Linked DNA regions of Homo sapiens: region 1 is linked to region 2. Evidence: chromatin loops called from intact Hi-C (ENCODE). Cell type or tissue: heart left ventricle. All regions are shown on one strand. Links, peaks and the distances in the headings refer to the core of each region. The heading gives the core; the rest is flanking DNA.

Evidence for each region. A loop is a pair of places that touch in the nucleus more often than their neighbours do. Peaks named below come from ENCODE experiments on the same cell type or tissue, not always from the same donor. Only the 100,000 strongest peaks of a DNase experiment are listed, where the experiment ranks them.
Region 1: it touches region 2 in a loop (3-fold over the local background); 32 of 110 quality-filtered maps call a loop at or near these places.

The regions. Positions count from the first base shown.
Region 1 is chr6:71,385,642-71,397,858 of GRCh38, forward strand. No RefSeq gene overlaps it. Among named protein-coding and RNA genes, the nearest start is that of MIR30A, 12 kb to the right of the region's middle. In heart left ventricle, for the core only: no CTCF peak of the experiment used is centred there; no DNase peak of the experiment used is centred there; H3K27ac peaks cover 571 bases.
Region 2 is chr6:71,492,913-71,505,129 of GRCh38, forward strand. No RefSeq gene overlaps it. Among named protein-coding and RNA genes, the nearest start is that of LINC01626, 78 kb to the left of the region's middle. RefSeq lists an enhancer at 3,123-3,322. In heart left ventricle, for the core only: no CTCF peak of the experiment used is centred there; no DNase peak of the experiment used is centred there; H3K4me3 peaks cover 638 bases; H3K27ac peaks cover 1,125 bases.

The DNA of each region.
Region 1 (12,217 bases), core at 5,426-7,925, 110 kb before region 2:
GTGCAAAGTGCTAATTATCCTAACACTGCAAATAACTCCACACAGAAGAGGAAGCTGACACTTAAACTTGCTCAAACTCACCCAAGAGTTAGATCTAAACTCAGATTTACTTTTTCCAGCATCTATGTAAACATGCACAACATAGAGAAAGTATAAATGAAAGGAAGTACATTTTGGTTCTAAAAGCTTGATATTAACATTGATTGATATTTTAAAAGTAGGCAAGGCTCAGATGTATCTGACTATTCCACAGCCTCTTATGACTTCATGGGGAATTATATAGGATTTCAAGTTAATTCTCTGGGGATCATGCAATGTCTTTATCAATCCTTGTCTATCAACATTTGAATATGCAAAAATGAAATCAAGAATCTCTGCTTCCCTTCCAGGGCTATGTGATATATCTCTGAAGAAGAAATTCAAATAAAATATAGAGGTAACTACTTTTTTGTAATTAAAAATTCAAGCCGATGAATTTTTTGTTAGCATTTTGCAACTACTACATTAGCAACATTTAATATATAATATAGACAGTGTAGGCACGGCTGCAGTAAATGGAATTTTATTAGCTTCACTGCTTTTGATTTGGTGACATTGCTTAAGGTAATTTATCATAAGGAAATAAAGTGATAGAAACCAAAATGCTATATGGAAGTATTAGTCATCAAAATGAAAACAATTTTAACAGTAATTTGATACAACGTGGTATGTGGATATAATACAGTCATTTAAGTGATTAATATGATGTCTATGTATAGTATACGTTTTTTTAAAAAGCACAAACTACTACTTTCAGCATACCCACATGATTACATTTGCACAAAAATGGACAGGTACTGGGAGGTAACAGGTAAAAACCAAAATACTTGGCTTTGAATAGTAAGATTGTGAATCATTTTTGTGGGCGAATTTTTATTATGGTTTTCCCAATGTTTCAACAATTTTTACGACAAAGGAGAGGAAAGCACCTAGTCTCACAATGATGAGACTTAGATAATTGATGTAATGCTCTTTTTAAGTAGATCAAACCAAAGATGTTGGCTTGCCACACAATAACTGACTTTGCTTTTAAAACAGGAGCAAAAATGTAAAAGTTTCTCAGGTAGCTGATTATATTCAGGGAAACCTGAATAAGAGACTCTTTATATTCTAATACAACTTCTGACAATGATTTCTTTTCAGCAGCACTGAGGGTGGTTCCCTTATGCAGTTTTTTTTTTTTTTGGCTATTGTATACTAACATGATAGAATGTTTTGATGAAAAACAGGACCCAGTAGAATTAAGCAAAGAAGAAAAATGTACTGAAATTTTTACAAATCAGTATTAAAATATTTTGGTAGTTTGTTTCAATACTTAATCTTTAAGTCTTTCTAATTGTGTTTATCCACACAGATCAGATTTATCACAGATCTTTATTTTTTCCATTATATTAGATTTTGCTTCTGTTGAATAAAATAAACTTATGATGAAAAGTCTTATAAAAAAACATGTCTTTTGTTACCTTTGCAAAATCAAGACTCCGAATCCAGTCTAATCTGTCTCCTCCCAAGCAAAAAATCTTGGGGAAAAAGCTGAAATGCTATTACCTGAAAATTTATGTAAGATTGTACATTTACTTTCCAACCAGTCTGAAGGCTGAGGAGTTTGCAAGGAAAGCAAGAAAAAGTTAAAATGTCTAAACAAAAGCCTGACTGGCTCCAAATCTAGTTGCTTAATCACCAGGGCCCAAGTGGGCAGTAAGAGACATCTGTGGGGTTGAAAGCAGCAGAACTTACAAACTTCAAACATGTGTTTCCCAATCATCTCTTCTGTCTCCCCAGAGGGATAAAAATAAAGCAACATTAGTTAAATCTTGAGGAGTGAGTAGTCACCTTAGAATTAGGTCAAAAAAATGAAAGGTAAAATCAAATTAGCCATTTCTTTATCTTATTCATTGAATATTCAGAGTTTGAGGAGAGAAACTGGAGTGCCTGATTGATATGCAACTTTCAGTTAACTACAGGCTTCATTTATACTTGATATTCTGGCCTGATTCATTCTGATAAGTTGACACATTCCAATAGGGTTGCTTGTGATAAAGGTTAACGCATTGCCCTTTATGCTTATTATGCTTTCTCTACAAAGACATATTCAATAAATATTTATATTAATTTATCTTTTTGTTTTGAGACAGTTTATAGGGTCATATGAATGGAGTCAGGAGATCTATGTTTGAAGCTTGGCTCCACTTACTACTTGTGTGACCTTGAGTAGGCTATGAATTTTAGTATACTCAACTTTAAAACAGATGGTGGTGATAATAGCAACTCTGTCATTAAGATAAACCTCAAGTTTCTTATTTGACAAAATTTAATAGGTTCTTCTTTGTGTAAAAGAATTTAAGGGCTATGTACCAGCACTGTTCTAGGCTATAGAGACTCAGCAGTGAGTCCCTGATATCCTGGCATTCATGGAGTCAAATACAATTAATTAAGATATTATATAATTTCACAGGTGGTGACAACTGCTGCAAGGGGAAGTGCAGTAAGCCAAATGATCCATTTGAAGGAGAGCTATTTTAGGTGGAGGTGGTGGTCAGGTAAGGCCTTTCTTAGTAAAGTGGTATTTGACCAGAAACTAAATGAAGCAAGGGGAGGGGCGGGGTGAGTCATATGTGTATATCTGGCATCACACATCTGCCTAATTTTATTTAGGCAAGTTTCCACATATAAATGTGACATACATTTGTACAGGAAGCTACTATATAGAGAAACAGGAGTTTGAAAGAAGCCTGGGGATTAAAGAGACCAGCAGGAAATTATATAAAGAAAAAGTGGAAGAATATGTCAGTGGAGAAAAGGAAACTTTTTTCTCACATGAAGCTTCTGCAGTTGAGCACAAACACTGTGGTCTACAGGATCCCTAGAGAGTGGAAGGGAAGCTGAGTACCTAGAAGTAGGCTCCTGCAGGCAGCAAGCTCCAAGGGGTGCTTAACTATTCCTTTCTGCCAATCTTTCCTAGTGGGGCTACTCAACTTTAGGTACAAGGATAAGCTGCACTGGAAAATAGGAAAAGGAACCCAGTTAGGGTTGAATAGGGGTCTTGGGCTGATGATCTTGTTTCTTCACCCACAGTCCTTTTGAGATCTGTGCATAGGATACAATTAACTTAGAAATCAGTATAAGAGTCAGCCCAGGTGTAGTACATACCTAAATAAAGGACTTTCTGAAAATGATCAATTTCTCCCTCTGTATAAATACTGGGATAGGTGTTGCATAAGCAATTCTTTGAAAACTCTCTAAAAGAATATTAAATGTAGGCAATGTAGAAAAAAAGAAAAAAAAACTGACTCATTGTTCTCCTGGGCTTCCTCTTCACTCTGTGGCAAAGAGTCCAAATTCTTATATGGCAGTTCTAAGTTCAAAGACATTTACTTCAGATGACAGTGCCATTTTTATAGCATGTTAACCAGTTACGTGAAACAAGCTCTCGCTAGTATGTGCTTGAATTACTGGCCTGAAAAGTCTATTAGTACTAAATGTTTTAGGAAACAAGCTACTCCAAACTTCAGTTTCTTAGGGGTTATCTGTTACACAGTTCAATTAGTTAGTTTCCCAATCCATCTAGACTTCAACATTGAATTTGATTTTACAATCTCAGGGACTTGAAAAGCTTCCACTTCTGCAAATGCTATTTCCCAGCTCTAGTCTGTCTACCACTTACTCACAATTAGCTGCTTTACACTCTCACCACACCCTTCAGCCTCTCTGAGAGCCAGGCAGTAACGGCCATTTCTGGGGCTACATCTAAGTAGTTCACAGCTGTATCCTAAACTCTCAGCATAGGGTCTGGTTCAGAGTAACAACTTAATACGTATTTATTAAGTGAACAAACAAATGTCTGAAATCCTCTGTCTTGGATCAGCAATTATCGGTTATCTTTTCTGAGAAGCTTGGAGAGAAGGTGCGCAGATATTTATTTAACAAGAGTGTTAATTTTTATTTCCTCCCCTTTTTATCTGATCACTAGATGGGCAGACAGAGAAAATGTATTAGGCAAAGTCTATATGACTAAGTCTCTCAAGATGTCCACGTGGGGAAATTTAGTCTGAATCCGAATACCGTTAGGGAGATTTCACAACTGCTGCACAAATATGCTCTAAAGGAACTGATGGGCTGGGCGCGGTGGCTCACGCCTGTAATCCCAGCACTTTGGGAGGCCTAGGCGGGCAGATCATGAGATCAGGAGTTCGAGATCAGCCTGGCCAGCATGGTGAAACCCCGTCTCTACTAAAAAAACCACAAAAAATTAGCCAGGCATGGTGGCGCGCATCTGTAACCCCAGCTACTCGGGAGGCTGAGGCAGGAGAATTGCTTGAACCCAGGAGGTGGAGGTTGCAGTGAGCCAAGATTGTGCCATTGCACTCCAGACTGGGTGACAGAGGAAGACGCCATCTCAAAAAAAAAAAAAAAAAAAAAAAAAGAACTGAAGAAACTGATGATCTATAGATTATCAACCTGGAGGAGAGCGTTGAGATTCAGCCTTTACAGCTCTGACCTTCCTTGGACATTTTCTATACAATATTTTAATTTGTATTACCATCTTAAACTAGAGGAAAATAAGGTTTTCCAAATTTGACATTAAAGAAGGCAGTGCATATTTTGGAATAGTGAATCAAGATCCCCAAAAAACCTGTGACAGATTAGCACAATGGGCTAAAATTAACCTAATTAGGCAGCATTTCTAAGAAATTTCCTATGGGGGGAAAAGTGACAGTGGTAGCTTTTGTGAAGTCTTAGGGATAAATGTAAATACCTACTTCAATTCAGGTAACAGTCCAAAAAAGCACCAATTGGGGCAAAACAGCAATTCATGTGAAAAAGAAAAGAGTTCTGACACTAAGCCCAACCTGAGTAACACAGATGTCTGCCAAAAAAACAAACAAACAAAAAACAAAAAAAAGCTAATGTGGTTTTAGCCAACGTTAAGAGAATTGTGCTATCTTTAGAAATCAACCAAATATTTACGGAACTTTTACTGGCATTGTTCTAAGCACCAACAGAAAAGTGGGGAATAGAGAAGAATCAGGCATAATCCTTGCTTTTAAGGTACTATTTAGTCATAGGAAGATTAGCAATTACAAAACAACGTAATAAAAGACACAATTTGACAGTCTCAACTATCAAGGCAATGAGCCTTCAGAATTCCCAAAGCCCAACCCCCACCACCAAAAAAAAAAAAAAAAAAAAAAAAAAAAACCAGAGGGGGTTCATTATACTCCACAGGTGTAGCCCATTAACTGATGTTTGGAATCATGGCCTTAAGTCATTAATAATCTGCTGTAAATAAGGTCCATTACTCTCTTTAGAGAAACCAAGTAATAGAAATACACATTTTAGAAATTGTCTTTTTGGTTTGGTTAGTCGTTTTAGTTATAAATGAAATATAATTCATGTATCTGAAAAATTTAATTGTGGGGATAAGCTCATTCCTGAATGGGGTCAAATAAATCAGGCACTGCTGTATATAGTTAAGCATTGAAGTGTACAGGTCAATCTGTAAAGCCTAAGAAAAGAAGGAAATGAGCCTAAGAGGTCAGAGAGATGAGATATCCTGTAACAAACTACAGAGCCAAGCCAGATTTGTGGGCTTTGATTACTCTGAGGTCATGGCACAACCAAAGACTTTGGAGTGCTGATGGGAGGATGTAGTGGGGACAGCGGGGGAGGGAAGAGCTGCTGCTGCTTCTAGATAAGGCATGTGTATAATTTGTATACTTTACCAAAATACCAGCATCATGTCATTCTTTACAGCTATGGTACACTAGATACCCAACAATGGCACATTTCCTTTTCAGGTGGGGTCTCCAGTGCACTATATTTTCCCTTATTTGTACCTATGTTTGAACTTGTAACGCTAGAAAAAAAATCATGCCACCAAGTGGATGCGTGCCACCCCAAATTTGTGGCCTTTAATCTCAGTTGGCCTTCAGTGAAGCACAGAGTCTCTTCCACAGCCGACGTGTTTTTGTTTTTGCTAAATGCTTGCAGCAGCCTTTCCAAACCTCCACCTCATCCTTATTTTCATCCCCTTCAGGTGTGACCTACTTTACTTCCTACTTCATGAAGTACATTCTGTCCTCTACATTACTGCTTCCCAGATGAAATCTATTCTAACATTCACCCATCCTTTCTTCTTCACAGGAAAGACACCTCTTCTTCTGTTCTAGGCTAATTCCTTGGTCTTCACAGCTGTTGAGACTGTGGTCTTTCTCCCTTCACATTTCCAGCCTCATTTTCCTCTTCCTCCTCCTCTGCAGGCTCCTTTGAGCCACCCTCCTTGATGCCTCTTTGCAGCATCTTCCTCTGCCCACCTTTAGATGTCCTATTCCCCCATAGTCACAGATTCTTTCCATGGTTGTCTTCTCACACTGACTTGGGCAGCATATTCCACTAGCTCTTCCTGAGGGCTCCACTCTCCACACTTCCATCCTCTGCACAAGCTCTTTAGCTTTCTGGGTTGTCTGCTCCATTGATACATTTGCCCAGGATCTGCTGTGTTTCAGTATGTTCAAATTTTTCTTTTTGAACTGATTTTCACACTAAGCTCAAAAGACCTTCTCCGTCCACCCCTTCTAAAACTCTCAACAGCACCTCTACTACAGGTTCTCTCATGCAATCACTGTCTCCATTTTTATCTTCTTGTAACTTATCAACTCCTTGAAATAAGAGACTGCATTGTTATTTGCCATATATTTATGTGGGTAAGGGCTCAAAAAATATCAAGTGAATGGATGAATTTTATATACGTAAAATATGATGTCAGTAATGATATGACTCAGAAAATATCCAAACATCTTCTGCATGACCAATTGGTGGGGCTACTGTTTGATAAGGATGTGGACCAAGTAACTTAATGCTCCTACCAAGAGAAAGAATTTATGATGTTATGATGATCCTATACCAAGTAAATCTCCTTAAAGTTACTGTTTTAAAGACTAGAAATTAATAAAGTCTAAATAAAGTATATAATAAAAGTACACTGGTGGTATTATTTTTTCCTTCTTATGTTTCCCAGCAGACACTCAAACACTTCAAACACAGAGAGGTAACTTTTGCTCTGTGTTATGATGGCCTGGGTCACTGGCTAATGAAGACCTAAACCTTTCTTTCATTCTAGACCTATAAACCTAGTAGTTCTTGGAGAAAAGGGATTTACCTTTGTTCCTCAGATGTCCTCTAACTTTCTGCAGTAACTGCTAACAAACCATTTGACACTATCTGGGTGTGCTAGACTTAGGGAAATTTGTGTCGTCAGCAGCTCCACTGGAGACATCATGTGGCTGGAAGCAAGGGATGATGATAAGAACATCTTTTCCCCTACTATGTACAATTTTTATTTTCAAGATAAAGCTACTTATATTTAAAGCTTTTTAAAATACCAGGTCTTACAGTGCATGTGTGAAAGAAAATAACTTCATAGTTTCTGGCATGGCTGGAGAGATTAAAAGAGCAATATTTGTTGAGTAAAATCACAGTTTTCAACCTTCCTGAGACTGTTATTTCCTCACTAATTCCCCTTAAGCAAAACATTTAAGATTGGTATGAAGTTAAGAGACCACATTTTTTTCTTCTGAGGACTACCTTTCATGGAAATGATAAAATGAAAGCAAATTATTCCACAAGGTCCAATAAAACAGCCAAATCCTCCCAATAAATTCGTAGACACCATTACCCTTAAACACCCCCCACTTATCGGAGGGAGAAAAAGAAAACTTCCTTAGATCCATTCAAATATAAAAACAGTCTTTACTACATTAAATTTTATAAAATCCCATTGTTAAATACTTCCTCTCAAAGTCCTGCCAAATGGGAGGATCACTGTTCAAACAGACAAGGAATATATGACCTCCTCCCACTGCCCTGATGAACATCAGGGTTATACTTTGGCACACATACAGATCTATTTTCTACAAAGGATGCAGCTTTCCAGAGATGTGAAGGATCTGGAATGAGAACACCAGCACTCATCAACCCACTTCCTCTATTGGAAGGGAGTCTCCCAAATAAGTCCTCTGAAGGAAATACTGAAATGAAGTCACCCATGTTTTGTAAAGTAACAGTAGCTTGATGATGTGACTGTGTCAGAAGTGACACAAGGTATAGCAGTTAGAACAAAAGTTCACTGGGACTTTTAATAAAGCAAATTTCGATAAATATTTACACAGATGCACACACAGTTATTTGTTCTGCTTCAACAGGACTCATCCAAGTGCTAGTTTTAAAATATAAACAGTGGGAAACTGCTGTAGTAATGACTAGCAAAATACTGCAATTATTTGCAAGAGCTGAAAACTGTTCCTTTAATAAAAAGTAGGAAGCTGTGTGGGAGAAAAAGGAGTGAAATTCTCTAGCAAGTGAGGCCAGTTGGAATTTAATAATTCACTTTGGCAATCATATTTGTTTAGTCAGCAGGCCAATGTTCCTACTGTGCTGCACAATGCCAGGGACAGTCTTCATCTTAAATGCCCACTGTTAAGAGAGCAAATGTTTCTAGCCAAGCTACATAAATACTATTACTGCAGCAGTCCTTGAATACATACCATTTATTACATATCTCTGAGAAGATCTGTGCAGCACAGTAAAGACTCTTGTTAGTTCAGAGATTAATTTGCCTGAGATGGCACCAGGGTATTTGAAAATGTGTTATTAAGCAATATTTCGGAAGTGGCCTATGTGTCAGCAGATAGTTATGCTCTAGTTACAGAATATAAGATAGTCCCCAAATGATATTTTTAACATCTCTTTAGTAATATAAACAGAGACCAAGACATGGAAACCTCTCATGGTTTTCTCTTTTTATTGCAGTGTTTTAGTCTTCAAGGATATTTTCCTCATCACTGTTCATCAAAATTAACTTCCTCTTCAAAAGTCAGATATAAAAGTGAAGAGATTATAAAAGCATGCATATATTGCTATAGTTTTAAAAGCAGATAGATGTATAATTAGATATATAGATAAATAGATAATTAGAATAACACAATTAAAGTAACATCTACTGTGCAAACAGCTCAAATTTATAAATAACAAACTAGCCATCTACAGAAGGTCCATATAGAAATCAGGGATGTAAAGAAATAGAAAATATATAAAACTGAATTTATATCTGTACATATCTACTCATACAAATATGTTTCCTGTGCTTATTCTCTGGTTCCCTTATGTTTAGACTCTTAAATATAATTTAATTGGTTAAATTAACACTTCACCAGGATTTGCCTTTTAGTAGTTATGTTTGGTAACCCAAAAGCCACAGACCTCTTTTTTTAACTGGTACATATTCAAATAATGCCTAGCAAATATTTTGTTTTCCTTTCATAAATATATGGCAGAAATGTTTGTGGAAAAATCTAAACCTTCTTTCAATGGAGGAGGAGAGAGAATTAAGTGTTTGGAAAGAGGGGAATTCTGTCCATAAAAAAGCACAGAGTTTCCTAACTCCAAGGCAATGAAACTTGTGCAGTTAGTCCCAAACAGGATTACTTCCTTTCCACCAAAAAGTGCCTTGATATAACCCCACCCACCACCATCGAAAGGGGCAGAACCCACAGAGCATAGCCCAGGAGAGGTCAGCCTCCTGCACACCAGAGACCCAGAGTGGGGCCTGGGGGCACCAGAATGCGGAGTGATTTCTTGGTGGTGCATGGGGAGCTGACATTTTTTAGAGTGCACTAGAGGAAAACAATCAACTCAGAGAAATAGTTTTAAAAGACTCAATGTTCAGGTCTGAATTTAGAGCAATAATAGATTGAGATTTAAAAATCTTCAAACTTATACTACAAGAGCTGACCACAAAGCTCCAAGAATGACAGGTGTGGAACGAAGAAACATCACGAAGGAAGAGAAGTGCCAAGTCTCATTTAACACCCTCAGCCTTAACTGTCTATGAATTTGGTTAAGTTCTCTACTTGGAAGACAAAACATCATGCTGTATATAACTTGATAAATAATAATTTTGTTTTAAAAAACCTTTTTAGAAAATTGTGAATAGTTTACCTCTAGCATTCCTCATAGTCCTTGCTGACGAGGGCAGCTGTGATATAGAAAAATAACATCCCTTTATGGCTATCTTTGCCAAAATAGCTTCTCACTCTGCAGGCCCAGTCTGATCCAAACCTCAGAATCTCCTGGACTAACAACAACTCAGGCCATTGTGATTTAGAAGTATCTCAGCACTAGAGAAGACACCAGGATGGCCAGGAGACAATGGCAGCATTAGAAGGCCCTAGTTGAACAGAATATATAATTTCATTTAACAGCTGCTGAAGCTCATTACGCTGGCATGAATGATTCTTTACAACCACAAAAAGAAAGAAAAACAGACAGCAGCCTATTTACAGATGCAGTGAGAGCTGTCCCTTGCTTTCCAGCTTTCAAGGGAAGCAAAACATGTCTGCATAATAACTTTAACCTATAATTCAACGCTATTTAAAAGTGTAGCTTGCCATAAGCTTACAGGGATATTTTTATACTACATTTTCAAAACCTCCACAATCTCTCAGCAGTTTCTGACTGTATTGCTTCCAGGCTTGCTGCTACCTGCTGCGGGGCCAATCAGGCAGCAATCTAGCCAGCACAGGCAATCTCTATGGCACACACCCTCCTTGCACTCAAACATTTCTATCCAAACATACTTTGTATATCTTCATGTTTTCAACCTGAGGAAAGTATAGCTCAAATGCCTTCCACAACTTTTCTAGCTTAGTGTTCTTTCTTTTGTGATCTTCAGCACCTTATTCTTTACTTTAGATTCTCTGCCACTTACTGAGTAACCTTGAGCAAGTCATTTGGCTTTTCTATGCCTCAGTTTCCGTACATGTAAAGTTACGAAGGCACCTACCTCACAGAGCTATTGTGAGGATTAAATTATGACTAACACAAGTAAAGCACCTAGAACAGTTCCTGGCAGATAGCATACACTCAAAAAATGCCATTCAGAGTTTCATTATTACTAGCACTACTTAGGACATCATACACCATTACTACTGATTTCACACATACATCTTCTACCCCACCTCAAGAAAAGTTGCCTGAAGACAAGTATTGGCATCCAGAGGGAGTAAGGTGCATATTAGTACCCTTCCTTGCCCTCCTCCCTCTTCCTACCCCTTCTGCACTCTCCACCCGTATCCCAAATACACACACTGAGGAGTACTGCTATGATGGGTTAGGTTTACAGACATTTTCTTGGCCAGTGCACTGAGCTGAAGGTTCAAGGACATGTAGGCATGGTCGTTACGCCATTTGCACAGACTTCCATGGGGACGTTCTTCCTCCCAAAAGCAAGGAGGAAGGTGTGTTCTGGAACAGGTCCCAACTTTTGCTTCTCTTCCATCTTCTCAGATAATCTTTCTTCTTCAACATATGTCATAAAAAGAACTGTCCAATATAGGGCTCTAGGTTACTGGAGTGTGAAATTAATAATTCCAGTGTGGCTCATTAGCATTCTACAGTGGGCTTGGAGCAGATGTCCTACTTAGTAATAAGATGTTATTCTGTTTTCTTTTCCGCTCCTTAGCATCTATTTCCTGTGGAACTTTTTCAGAGAGGGGTAGCTGATTTCAGGTAGTGTTGGGGCTCTGGTCCACATACCATCATATTTGCACTCTTACGTGTAACCACAGGGATCAAGGTTTTTTCAACTTTGCATCTTTCAGCATCTAACACCATTCTTTATACAAACAGGCATTCAATATTTATTGAAGTAAGCTGTTGTTCACCCTTTTATTTGTTTATTTATTTATTTTGAGAGAGGGTCTCACTCTGTTGCCCAGGCTGGAGACCTTTTTATTTTTTAAATGTTACTAACATTCTGGTAGGGTCAGTCACAATGATAGAGGTACTATTATTTAACTAAACTAAATTCAAAATTTAAAGAACATTTCATAATAACAAATACTAGTCTAATGCCTACTAGTAAATTTCAAACGTCACTATGACCTACAAGGCTTTACAATACCTGGCCTTTGCTTACCTCTGACTCTGTTTTGCTGATTTTGTACCAGAATACTTCATAACTTTTACTTGATCTGATACCTCTGGTCATCTGCACTTGCTGTTGCCTCTGCCTGAATGTTTTTTCCCCAAAATTGCACATGGTTGGCTCCTCCTCATGACTTCTGTCTCAGGACAAAGAAGGAGCCCATAGGATGAAGACAAGGGAATGAGGGAATTATTC
Region 2 (12,217 bases), core at 3,201-5,700:
TGTTTCATAATAATGAAAAATATTTTTTCATTATTATTGTGGTGATCTGTGATCAGTGATCTTTGATATTACTATTGTAATAGTTTTGGGGCACCGTGAACTGCCATAATTGAATAACATAATTGATCAATGGTGTGTGTGTTCTGACTGCTCCACTAAATGGCCATTTCCCCATCTCTCTGCCTCTCCTCAGGCCTCCCTGAGACATAACAATATTGATATTGGCCAATTAATAACCACACAAAGGCTTCTAAGAGTTTAAGGGAAAGGAAGAGTTGCATGTCTCTTACTTTAAATAAAAAGCTAGAAATGATTAAGCTCAACAAGGAAGACATATCGAAAGCTAAGATAGGCCAAAAGCTAGGTCCCTTGCACCAGTTAGTCAGATTGTGAACATAAAGAAAAACTTTTTGAAGGAAATTAAACATGTTACTCCAGTGAACACATGAATGCCAAGAAAGAAAAACAGTCTTATTGCTGATATGGAGAAAGTTTGATGGTCTGGATAGAAGACTGAACCAGCCACAACATTCTGTTAAGCCAAAGCTTAATCCAGATCAAGGTCCCAACTCTTCAGTTCTATGAAGGCTGAGAGAGATGAGGAAGCTGCGGAAGAAAAGTTTGAAGCTAACAGAGGTTGGTTCATGAGGTCTAAGAAAAGAAACCATCTTTATAACATAAAAGGGTAGAGCCGAGCAACAAGTGCTGATGTAGAAACTGTAGCAAGTTATTCAGAAGATCTAGCTAAGATAATTTATGAACGTGGCTACACTAAACAACAGATTTCCAAAGAAGACAAAAAAACCCTCTCTTGGAAGAAGATGCCATCTAGGACTCTTATAGGTAGAGAAAATAAGTCAATGCCTGGTTTCAAAGCTCCACAGGATAGGCTGACTCTCTTGTGAGGGGCTAATGCAACTTGGTGACTTTAAGTTGATACCAGTGCTCATTTGCCATTCCAAAAATCTGAAGGCCCTTAAGAATTATGCTAAATCTATTCTGCCTGTGCTTTATAAGTGGAACAGCAAAGCCTAGGTAAAGGAAATCTGTTAACAGCATAGTTTACTGAATATCTTCATCTCACTGTTGAGACACATTACTCAGAAAAAAAGATTCCTTTCAAAACATTACTGCTCATTGACAATGCACCTGGTCACCTAAGACCTCTGATGGAGATGTATAAGGAGATTAATGTTATTTTCACGCTGCTAACACAGTGTCCTTTCTGCAGCCCATGGGTCAAGTAGTAATTTTGGCTTTCAAGTCTTATTTTTTAAGAAATGCATTTCATAAGACTATAGCTGCCATAGATAGTGATTTCTTGATGAATCTGGGCAAATTGAAAACCTTCTGGAAAGGATTTGCCATTCTAGATGTCAGAAAGACCATTCATAATTTATGGGAGGAGGTCAAAATATCAACATTAACAGAAGTTTGGAAGAAGTTGATTTCAACCTCTGTGGATGCTTTTGAGGGTTCAAGACTTCAGTGTAGGAAGGAACTGTAGATGTGGTGGAAATAGCAAGAGAACTGATATTATAAGTTCAGCTTGAAGATTGGACTGGATTCCTCCAATCTCATGTTAAAACTTGAATGGATAAGAAGTTGCTTCTTATGGCTGAGCAAAGAAAGTGGTTTCTTGAGATAGAATCTACTCTTGGTGAAGATACTGTGAACAGTGTTGAAATGACAACAAGGAATCTGGAATATTACATAAACTTAGTTGATAAAGCAGTGGCAGGTTTTAAGAGGAGTGACTCCAATTTTGAAAGAAGTTCTCTTGTGGGTAAAATGTTATCAAACAGCATCATACACTACAGAGAAATCTTTTGTGAAAGGGAAATTCAATCAATGTGACAAACTTCATTGTTGCCTTATTTTTAAAAAGTGCTGTAGCCACCCCAACTTTTAGCAACCACCATCCTGATCAGCAGTGGTCGTCGAGGCATGACCCTTTACCAGCAAAAGATTAGGACCCATTCAAAGCTCAGATGATCATTAGAATTTTTTAGCAATAAAGTATTCTAAAATTAAGGTAAGTACATTTTTTAGACATAATGCTATTGCACACTTAATAGATTGCAGTATAGTATAAACATAACTTTTAAATGCACTGGGAAACAAAAAAAATAGTATGGCTCCTTTTATCGTGATGTCTATTTTATTGCAGTGGTCTAGAACTGAACCCACAATAACTTCAAGTTGTGCCTTGTAACTATTATTGTTTTCAGGCTCACTTCCATGATGTCAGGGGCATCAGATACATGCTCTTATTTTTTTCTAAAGTCAGATCCAATACTACAGCCAATAATTCTGTATGAGATGTATTAATAGAAAGGAAAAATCTATAGTTTTCTCTAATTGCATTCGTCTTCTCAGAGAACTGGGCACAGCTATGGGGGGTAAAAAATGCCTAACAGACAATCTCGCATCTTGAAAATATTTTGTTTTAGAAGGATAGTTTGATTTTTTTCCTCAATGTAATAAGTTGGCTGCAAAGAATGGGGAAGGAAGGTGGGGGAAGCATAAATTTCTGATTTTAATTTTTTTTTGTTGTTTATTTTTAGAGCTTCTCTCTTACAGAAAAAAAGTGTTTGCTTTTTTGGATTCTGAAGTAAAAATAACAGAACGAAGCCTTAGTGAATTCTTATACCGTGCCAGGCTCTGAACGCTTTATGCTCAAACAGCCCTCTGAAATAGGAAAGCTTTTATCCTTCATAGTTTTATAAATATGAAATTTGATGCACAGATTGCCTATGGAACTTACCCAAGGTCATCTGGCCTGTGTGTCAGTAGCCCAACTATGAATCCAGGTAGGTTTACTTCAGAGCCCAGCTCTTAATTCCAGTACTGTACCACTGTTATATAACAGAAAGATTTTCTGAGTTACAGATGCAATTTTAAATATTCTTGTAGTCACACTTAAAAAAGGAAAAAAGAAATGGGTGCAATTAATTTTAATAATATATTTTTATAGAACCAACTATGTCTAAAGTATGACCATTTCAATATGTAATCAATATAAACATTTTAATGAGATATTTTGTATTTTTTCATACTTCACTTTTAAATCCAATGTGTACTAAATGCTTCTGCAGATCTCAATCTGGACTTGCCACATTTAAATGCTTCATAGCCACACAGGGCTGGTGGCTGCCCCACAGAAAGCACAGCTTCACCATCTGTGCAGCTAAAGTCACTTGACATTCTATTTATATCTTCTATGTTTACATAATCTTTATTCTTTTTGTTTTGGTATCTTCAAGAATGTAGAGACCAGAGCACTAAAACTGAAAGTAACTTTGGGGGCCGGCGGGGAAGGAAGAAAACCCGTAGTAATATTGTTATTGTCTAGGGGTTTCTAATAATGCCTACAGAAACTGATGCTCTTAAGAGCATTTTCTCAGATTTCTGAAATCTTTTGAGTTCCATTGCATGCCCATTTAAGAACATGAGGCTCATTTACCATATTTCCCCCTTGGCCAAGCAGAAATCTAAAAATAAACTCTTAGTTCTTAGGTTTGACCTAACTCTTTATATAAATATCCGTTTGCAGTTGTTATTTTAGAAAAAAATTCAATCCCCTAAGTCTTTTGGTTAAAACTTTAGGAAACTGATTTCTCTCCTGAACACTTCCTTCCTCTAAACCACATAGAGTTTGGGATGTGGGGGAAGGAAGCAACAGTCACATTTTATTTTGTTTTTTGTGTTTCCCACAAGAGAACAAAAGAGACAACCCCCACTCCACAAAATTTTTCTGCCATTTCCCTTTTCACCACCAAATTTTAAATGATGATTCGTGTGTGAAAAATTGGTCCCTTGATATAAAATTGAACTGTAAACTTTGTAGAGCTTTGGTCTGAAAAAGAATATCTTATCAAGTTTGGAAGTGCCCTATGGAAAACTGCCATGTCACATTTTCCCCTTTCTGTATCTCTGCCAATGTTTCCCCAACACCCGATGCACAGCAGACAGCAATAGAGAGTGCTTGTTGAAGTAAATTTCTTTTAATTAATTGGGGGAAATTCGATACAAATTTTGGATTCACTATTTTAAAAGAAAAGTGGTTTGTTATTTCCAAGTATATTGATGGAAACAGGAGAAATATTTGCATGAGAAAGGAATGATTTGTGAGGAAGAAATGACCTAAAGATGAGTTGGAAACTACTGGAACTTACAAGGCTCATCAGCTTCTAGGGGGTTCCTCCTTGACCCTATCTTTAAATGAAATTTTAATATAAACAAAATGTAAAAATTAAAAATAAAACAAAATATTTAAAAATACGTGTACAATTTTGGTCAAGAGAGATGTTAAGGTAGGTAGGAAACTTAGCAAGAAAACATGGTTATATTTAACTGGATTAGAATGAAGGAATATATATATATGTGTGTGTACATATATACATATATAGTCATGCATTACTTAACAATGGGGATACATTTTGAGAAATAAATCATGAGGTGATTCCACCACTGTGCAAACATCATAGAGTGCTTACACAAACTTAGATGGTATAGCCTACTACATGCCTATATGGCATAGCCTATTGCTTCTAGGCTATAAACCTTTGCAGCTTGTGTCTTTACTGAATACTGTGTGCAATTGTAACACAGTGGTAAGTTTTTAATATGTAAACATATCTGAATATAGAAAAGGTAGTGCAAAAATACAGTATTATAATCTTATAGGACCAATAATCTTACAGGAACACCGTCGTAAAAGAGGCCCATCATTAACTGAAATGTCATTATGCAGTGCATGACTGTGTGTGTGTATTTGTGTGTATTTGAAGACATATCTTATACAAAACAATGGATTGGGAAAAATATATGCAGTCAGAATGCCATCAGAAGACATGTAAGTGATATTCCTAATGTACAAATGACTACTAAAAGAAGTTGTAAATAAAGAAAAGAAAATGGGCCACAAACATTGTATTTTCACTAGTGAATCAAGGAAATGAAAAATATAAGAAAATTAGATGGAATATTTCACACACCAGATAAGCAAAAATTTAAAGAAGAAAACACTGTCCAACATTAGTGAAGTAGGCCCTCTACTTAGCTGCTGGGAGTGTGACTTGCTCAAACCTTTTTAGAAATTAAACTGGAAATGGCTATTACAATTTAAAACATCATACACTTTTATTTAGCAATCCCAATTGAGGAATTACCAGTACATAAACACATGTCTATTAAAGGGTTTATTACTTATAAAGTAAAAGCTCTGTAATAAACAGGTGATTTTTCAGGTGGCAAAAACCTGAAAACAAGTTGAATGTTCATTACAGAGGGAATAGTTGAATAAATTATGATATGGTAATAATATGGGACATTATAGATCTATTAAAAATAATGATGGCCGGGCACGGTGGTTCACGCCTGTAATCTCAGCACTTTGGGAGGCCAAGGCAGGCGGATCACAAGGTCAGGAGTTCGAGATCAGACTGGTCAACATGGTGAAATCCCATCTCTACTAAAAATACAAAAATTAGCTGGGTGTGGTGGCATGTGCCTGTAATCCCAGCTATTCAGGAGGCTGGGGCAGGAGAATCGCTTGAACCCAGGAGGTGGAGGTTGCAGTGAGCCAAGATTGTACCACTGCACTCCAGCCTGGGCAACAGAGCAAGACTCCATCTCAAATAAATAAATAAAATAAATAAAAATAAAAATAATGAGATTTTGATGCATTATATAGGATGGTTAGTTTTGAGTGGCAGGACTCTGAGATTCTCCTGGCTTTCCCCAAATCACAATCTGGAGGAGAAAAGAGGGGCTTCCTCTTCCTGTCTCAAAAGCTATGCCTACCAAGCCTCACCCTTCCCATCCATACACAGAAATTTTTCTCTCAGTATCCAGTGGCCATGATTGGGACATTAAGTCTCTGTTTCAGGCCCAGTGTGGTGACTCACACTTGTAATCCCAGCAGGTGGAATGTGAAAAGGTGAGGCAGGAGGATCACTTGAGCCCAGGAGTTGGAGGCTGCAGTGAGCTATGATCACACCACTCACTCCAGCCTGTGCAACAGAGCCAGACCCTGTCTCTAAAACAAAACAACCAACAAGCCTGAGCTTCAGCAGCATTAGTGGTGGGAAATCAGGCCTTCCTATGGCATCTTCCCAGTGGGAGGTAACTTTCGCTGTGTGGTTTGAGGGACAAATCAACAGGGCACCCAGGAAGGTCTGTCCCATCCTGGTTTGAGAAGCCCCACTGTGCCCTCATCCAAAAGGAAGATCCAAGTACACACTTGGCTTGGGTTCTCCCCACTCCAGTTATCTTCTGGTTTCAGTCAGGCTGAGTGCCTGGCATTAATTAGGTACCCCAAATCTATTGCTTTTTCCTTTCATCTCATGCTTTTTAAAACTATTACAAAACTATATATATATTTTAAAAAACTGTTAATGTTAATTGAATATAAGATCCTAATGAGTTTAATTTGGTTATATAGTTATTTTAAGGTAGTGGAAATACAAAATGACACCATAATTTTAAAAACTGGTGGAAGGGTCAATAAGTCATCTGGCCTTATTTGGTTAGAATGCTCAAACAGAGAATTTGTACCTGAAAACATAAAGTGTAATTTAAAAAAAAGCCAAAAAACAATTTTAAGTAAATATAGTAGACTTTATAGAGATTTCCATGGACTGATAGCTACCAACAACATTAACACTAGCTATTTTTGCTCAAAACATTTTATCAAAGTATCTTTCATACCTGTGTGTAGGTTGTATAAAATCATAATTACTATTAAGGTCATATCTTCTCATATATATCTTAGAATTTAAAGTGATATTAATAAGCTGGATAATTTCCTTTAGGTAATAAATTTAACTTCAAAGAACATTTAGTGGCTTCAAATAAGAGTCTTCCTTTTAGGACATTGATTTGTCACTGTTCCAAAGTATGTGATGTTGACTTTGAAGGCAATTCCAAAAGAGGAGTTTCCAAAAATATTTGGACAATGATAACATCAATCAAATTAACCCACAGCCTCCCAAGATGACTACTTAGACTGAAACAACATTCATTTAAATGCAAAACTCTGGCATGTTTGTTAAAAATTAGTAACAATATATAATCAGACTCGAGAGAGAGTGAAAGAAAATAATTGGAAGTGGCTGGGCATTGTGGCTCATACCGGTAATACTAGCATTTTGGGAGGCTGAGGTGGGAAGACCACTCGGGCCTAGGAGTTCAAGGTTGCAGGGAGCTATGATGGCACTCTGCACTCCTGCCAGGGTGAGAGAATGACACCCTGTCTCTAAAACAAATAAACAACAAACAAAAGAAAGAAAGAAGGCAGTTGAAACAATTCAGGAGTGGGGAAGCTTCCACCTTCATGTGGTGAGGCATCAAAAATTTTAATGGTTTCTGCTGTTAAAATCTCCATTTTTCTGGCCTTGTTCTAAAATACTAGGGACTATGTTTCTATTTTTATTTATTTCTATGCTTACATTTTCAGGCCAGCAGTTAAATTCCTTTATTTGTTCATTTTTACGTCATTTCAAATAGAGTGTTTTAGGCAAAACTCCTCTCTAATTTTATTCCATAAAGTTGCTCTCTTCTTGAGAGTCCATAATTATAGTTTCAGGGCAGATAATGTTTTTCAATAAAGATTAAAATGAGTATTTTTTTCAGGTTTCCACCCTGGGCTGCTGTGTGTCCTACAACTCCAGGGGTAGGCTTGCCTTGCTCTTTTCAGATGACCCTGCACACACCACTTACTCCCAGTACACACAAATGGTACTCCCTGGGCCTGGGGATGCAGTAGCTTTGTCATACCTAATGTTATTTGTTGTGCTATATGTTTCAATCTTTAAAGCCTGAGATCCAAAGGGGAGCTTGCATAGCCATAATTATAATTTTTATATGGTTCTAAATACTTTGTCCACGATACTTCGAAAGTGATGTTCATGCCTAATGAGATTATTGTAAATAAATTATATTTTATTTTTACAGAAGAGTATGTTATTTATAAAATATGAAGCTAGAAAAAGATGCAACTTATTTTCAAAAAGATATATCAAGGAGAGCAAACGTGGAGCACAGATGTCAATCAGGGAGTCAGGCAACTTCTTCATTGATTGCTTCATGAAAACACATAGTGTTTAGAGGATTTCTGTCCAAGTAAAGCCATTTAATAAATAACTCCTATCCCAGAAATAGTGTTCAGAAATCTCCATTCTGATTTTCAATAGTCCCCAGCTTCTCTTGCAGTTCAGTTGGCCTAGATGAATGCTCCACCAATGACCACAAGCAGAGGAACAAAGCGAGCTTCAGACCAAGGCTGCTAACGGTCTCAATAGGTTCCCTCCATGTCTCTTCCCTGCTGTAGTAGCCCAGGAGACTCTATGCTCCAGACTTTGTTGCTCCAAGATGAGGAAAGGCTTCCTGACAGAATCAGACCGTGATGTGAGCTGATCTAGAATAAAACCTTTGTTGGATTACTCTACTGAGATTTGAGGGTCAATTTGAGACCATTAAGGCCCAGCCCATCCTAAGATAACAAAATATATGGTATTTGTAGATAGGGTATTTGATCAAATTATTACAAAACAATATGATCTGGGAAAACATGATCCATGTCCCCTTTAATTCTCTGCCTTTAGAGATTGTTGTGTAGTGTGTTTCACTTCAGGGATTTATTAAATAATCTGTGGAATGGGTACGTAACTACAAAATATACTATATATTGCACCACTTTCAAAGAAACATGGTATAATAAAATATCCAGCATTTTAAATTATATGGAAGAGAATTCACTTTACCATATATCTTAGGTTCTAAGTCACACCTGATTCCACATCTTAACCCTCTAACATTCAGATACATCTTACACACAATAGCATCTTAGATTTGATGAAAGATTTTATTTTTTAGCACTTGGAAGCACATTTAGATCCTCTATAACCTTCAGTTTATTATTATATAACTAGATTATCATTAACCTGTAATAATACTTGTTAACAGAGTGTCACACCATGATCTTTTTAAGTTGCAACAGCTACCGTAAAGCTGTTTCTTATACCTGTTCTGAATGTTCCATCCTGACTAACTCTCCATTTTTTGGAGTTCCGATCCTATCACGTGTTTCTTCCATTTTTACCCTTGCTTTTCACATGAGACTTTGCCCTCTGCATTGCTTTTCCAGCTACAACTTTTGTATCTTAACCACATTCTTTTTAAAATGTGGTCTCATAGAAGATTCAGTTTCCTCCTCTTCTTGCTCACCTTGGGCCTTGGACCCAGGGACCATGCTCCTTTGCGCTCAGTGAGGCCTCTTATTGCTGAGTCTTCTGCTGTGTTTATTCAAGCCCCGTGGTTCTTCAATATAAAAACCTCAGTGCAGTTGGGGAGAAGGTTGTAACAGCAATAGATTGCAAAAAACATCATTGCCTTCTTTGCCAAAGTTAGGTTTAATAATCAAACTTCATAACACTCTGGAAATTCCAGGAATACTTGAATTATCAAGCAATTCTCACAATTATTGGCCTCTTCAGAGGACCCAGAATCCCCAGGTAAATACAGTCTGAAAAATCTTGTTCATGAGTTTATCATTTAACAAATAGGCACCTTTAAACTTACCACACATAGTTTTATAGACTCAGCCTTGAAGCCACTAGCTGATACTCTGAGATCCTGTAGGAAATTACTACTTCATAAAGGTACTTTTTCCCCTAGAGAACCAGGATTAATATTTCAATAAGTTTTTTGAAAATACCATAGTAGTAATTTTTTTCCTTAGCGAAAATAAACTGAAGTGGGACCCAAAAAAATCCTAAATGTTTATTAACAAAAGAATAATTATGTATGTTATTTTCAAACTTTGTGATCGAATGAAACTATTAAAATAAAAACTAGAAAGCCAATGTTGATACATGAAAGATTACCATGAAATAATGTAAAAGAAAGCAGAGCGAGAGTTTTCTCTACTTTAAGGTTAAAATCACAGCCACAGTTCCAGAGTAAGGACTTTAGCTCTGGGGGTTGCTTTGAATTCAACTTAATCTAAACATTCTCTATTTTTTTAGATGGACTAACTGGGGAATGAGTGCTGTTGGGGATTCTATTTCTGTGACAACTTAAATAGCACTTCCAGAGAGGCAATAGTTGAACATATTGGAGTTTGTGACTGGTACTGTCACTGAGACTCAAAAGAAATATGGGCTAGGGAGGATGGAGAGGGTACAAGGGCTGTACATGCTGCTATTGGGAAGTTCGCCAAATAAGCCAGAGAGAGCACCATGATTCATAAGCTTGGTGCAGCGACACTGGTAGAGGTTTGGGTGAGAGGTGAAGACAGGAGGCAAGGGTAGAGGCCATTTTGATTGCAATATTTAGCGAATATCACTTGGATTTTCTTCAAACTCAACCTCTCTCCATAGCCTTTTCCCCCCATTCTCAAGCACTTGTGCCAAGTTTGAAGAGAAGCTAAAAATGGAAAAGAAGTCACATAAATGAGCTGAACAATGTGTGTGTGTGTGTGTGTGTGTGTGTGTGTCTGTGTGTGGATGTGTGCGTGCTACAAAGAAGGTAAGAACTTTCTGTCTTGTATTCTAAAAAGAAGTTTTGATAATGTTGAGAGTAGAACCATTTTTCTATTCAGAGTAGTAAAGGCTGGTATAGAAGTGAGGCCAGACTCATTTCTATTACAGAGACTCAAGCTGTGGTCAGAACAGATGCAATTAGATACAAGAGAGGAATGGCATGGCCATTTGGAAACACATCGTTCCTGAATTAAATGGGAGAATACCTATTTTGCCACTACATTTTTAATGTGTATATTTACTACATATTGTCTAGGGAAACATGAGTTATATAACTACATAAAGATACACATAGCAGAAGACGCTGACTAGGACTATTCTTAAAGTCCTGGAACATGTGAGAGTACTTTGAAGTTGTAGACTGTATACATTAGTTGTTAAAAACTTGGGCTTTAGAACAAGACTACCTGGGTTTGAGTCCTGGTTGCACCACTTCCTGATGTAACCTTCAGCAGATTCTGTAAACTTCTTTGTGCTTCAGTTTCTTCATCTTTAAAATGTGGTTGTGTGAGAATTAAATAAGCTAATACATATAACACGATAAGAATGGTTTCTGGCACGCAAAGTTTAGCTGTGAGGTGGTAATAATGACTGTGATCATGACAATGACTAGGGCTCAAAGCTGATGAAATAAAAGCCAGTTAATGACCTGTATTTCAAAGAAAATATCCAACAATTGGATCTAGGCATCTCTATAACTCATTTAGAAGTCTTGCCTTGTGAGCTTCAGTGACTACATAAAAACTCTTTGCCTTCTCTCACAGACATATTACATACACACACACACACACACACACACACACACCCACACACATATATACATATTTGAGACAGAGTCTTGCTCTGTTGCCCAGGCTGAAGCGCAGTGGCATGATCTTGGCTCACTGCAACGTCTGCCTCCTGAGGTTCAAGCAATTCTCCTGCCTCAGCCTTCCAAGTAGTTGTGATTACAGGTGTCTGCCACCATGCCTGGCTAATTTTTGTATTTTTAGTAGAGACAGGGTTTCACCATGCTGGCCAGGCTGGTCTTGAACTCCTGACCTTGTGATCTGCCCACCTTGGCCTCCCAAAATGCTGGGATTACAGGCATGAGCCACTGTGCCTGGCCTACATATATTATTTGGGGGTACTTCTGGGTACTATTAACAGAATGCAGAACAGTCGTAACACAATAGTGATTTACATTTTGCTCACATAAAATCCATGTGTGTATTATTGGTCAGCAATGGCTTTTCTCTATGGAGTCAATTAGGAATCAAAGCTTCTTGCATTCTGTATCTTGACCATCCCTCAGGGCATTAAAGTCCTCTTCATCCAATTGCAGAAGAGAGCAGAGAGAAGTTACCGCTTCTTAAAGGCTTGGGCCCGGTGCAGATACATCACCTTCATTTGTATTTCATTGGTAAGACCAAGTCGCATGGTCCTACCTACATGACAGGGGGGCTGGGAAACACAGTCTTTGAATGGGTCATGGTCTCTTAGAGACATATATACATCACGAAAGGGGAGCATGCATTTTCATAGGCAGCTGGCTCTCCCTTCAACAAAAGCAAAGAGGGAGAGAGATTTGAAGAGAAATCGTGAATTGCAAGAAGGGGACAACAGGCATCTCATTCTTGACTAAATGTTTATTGAGCTGCAGAACTGGTAGAGCCACCCGACACATCCCC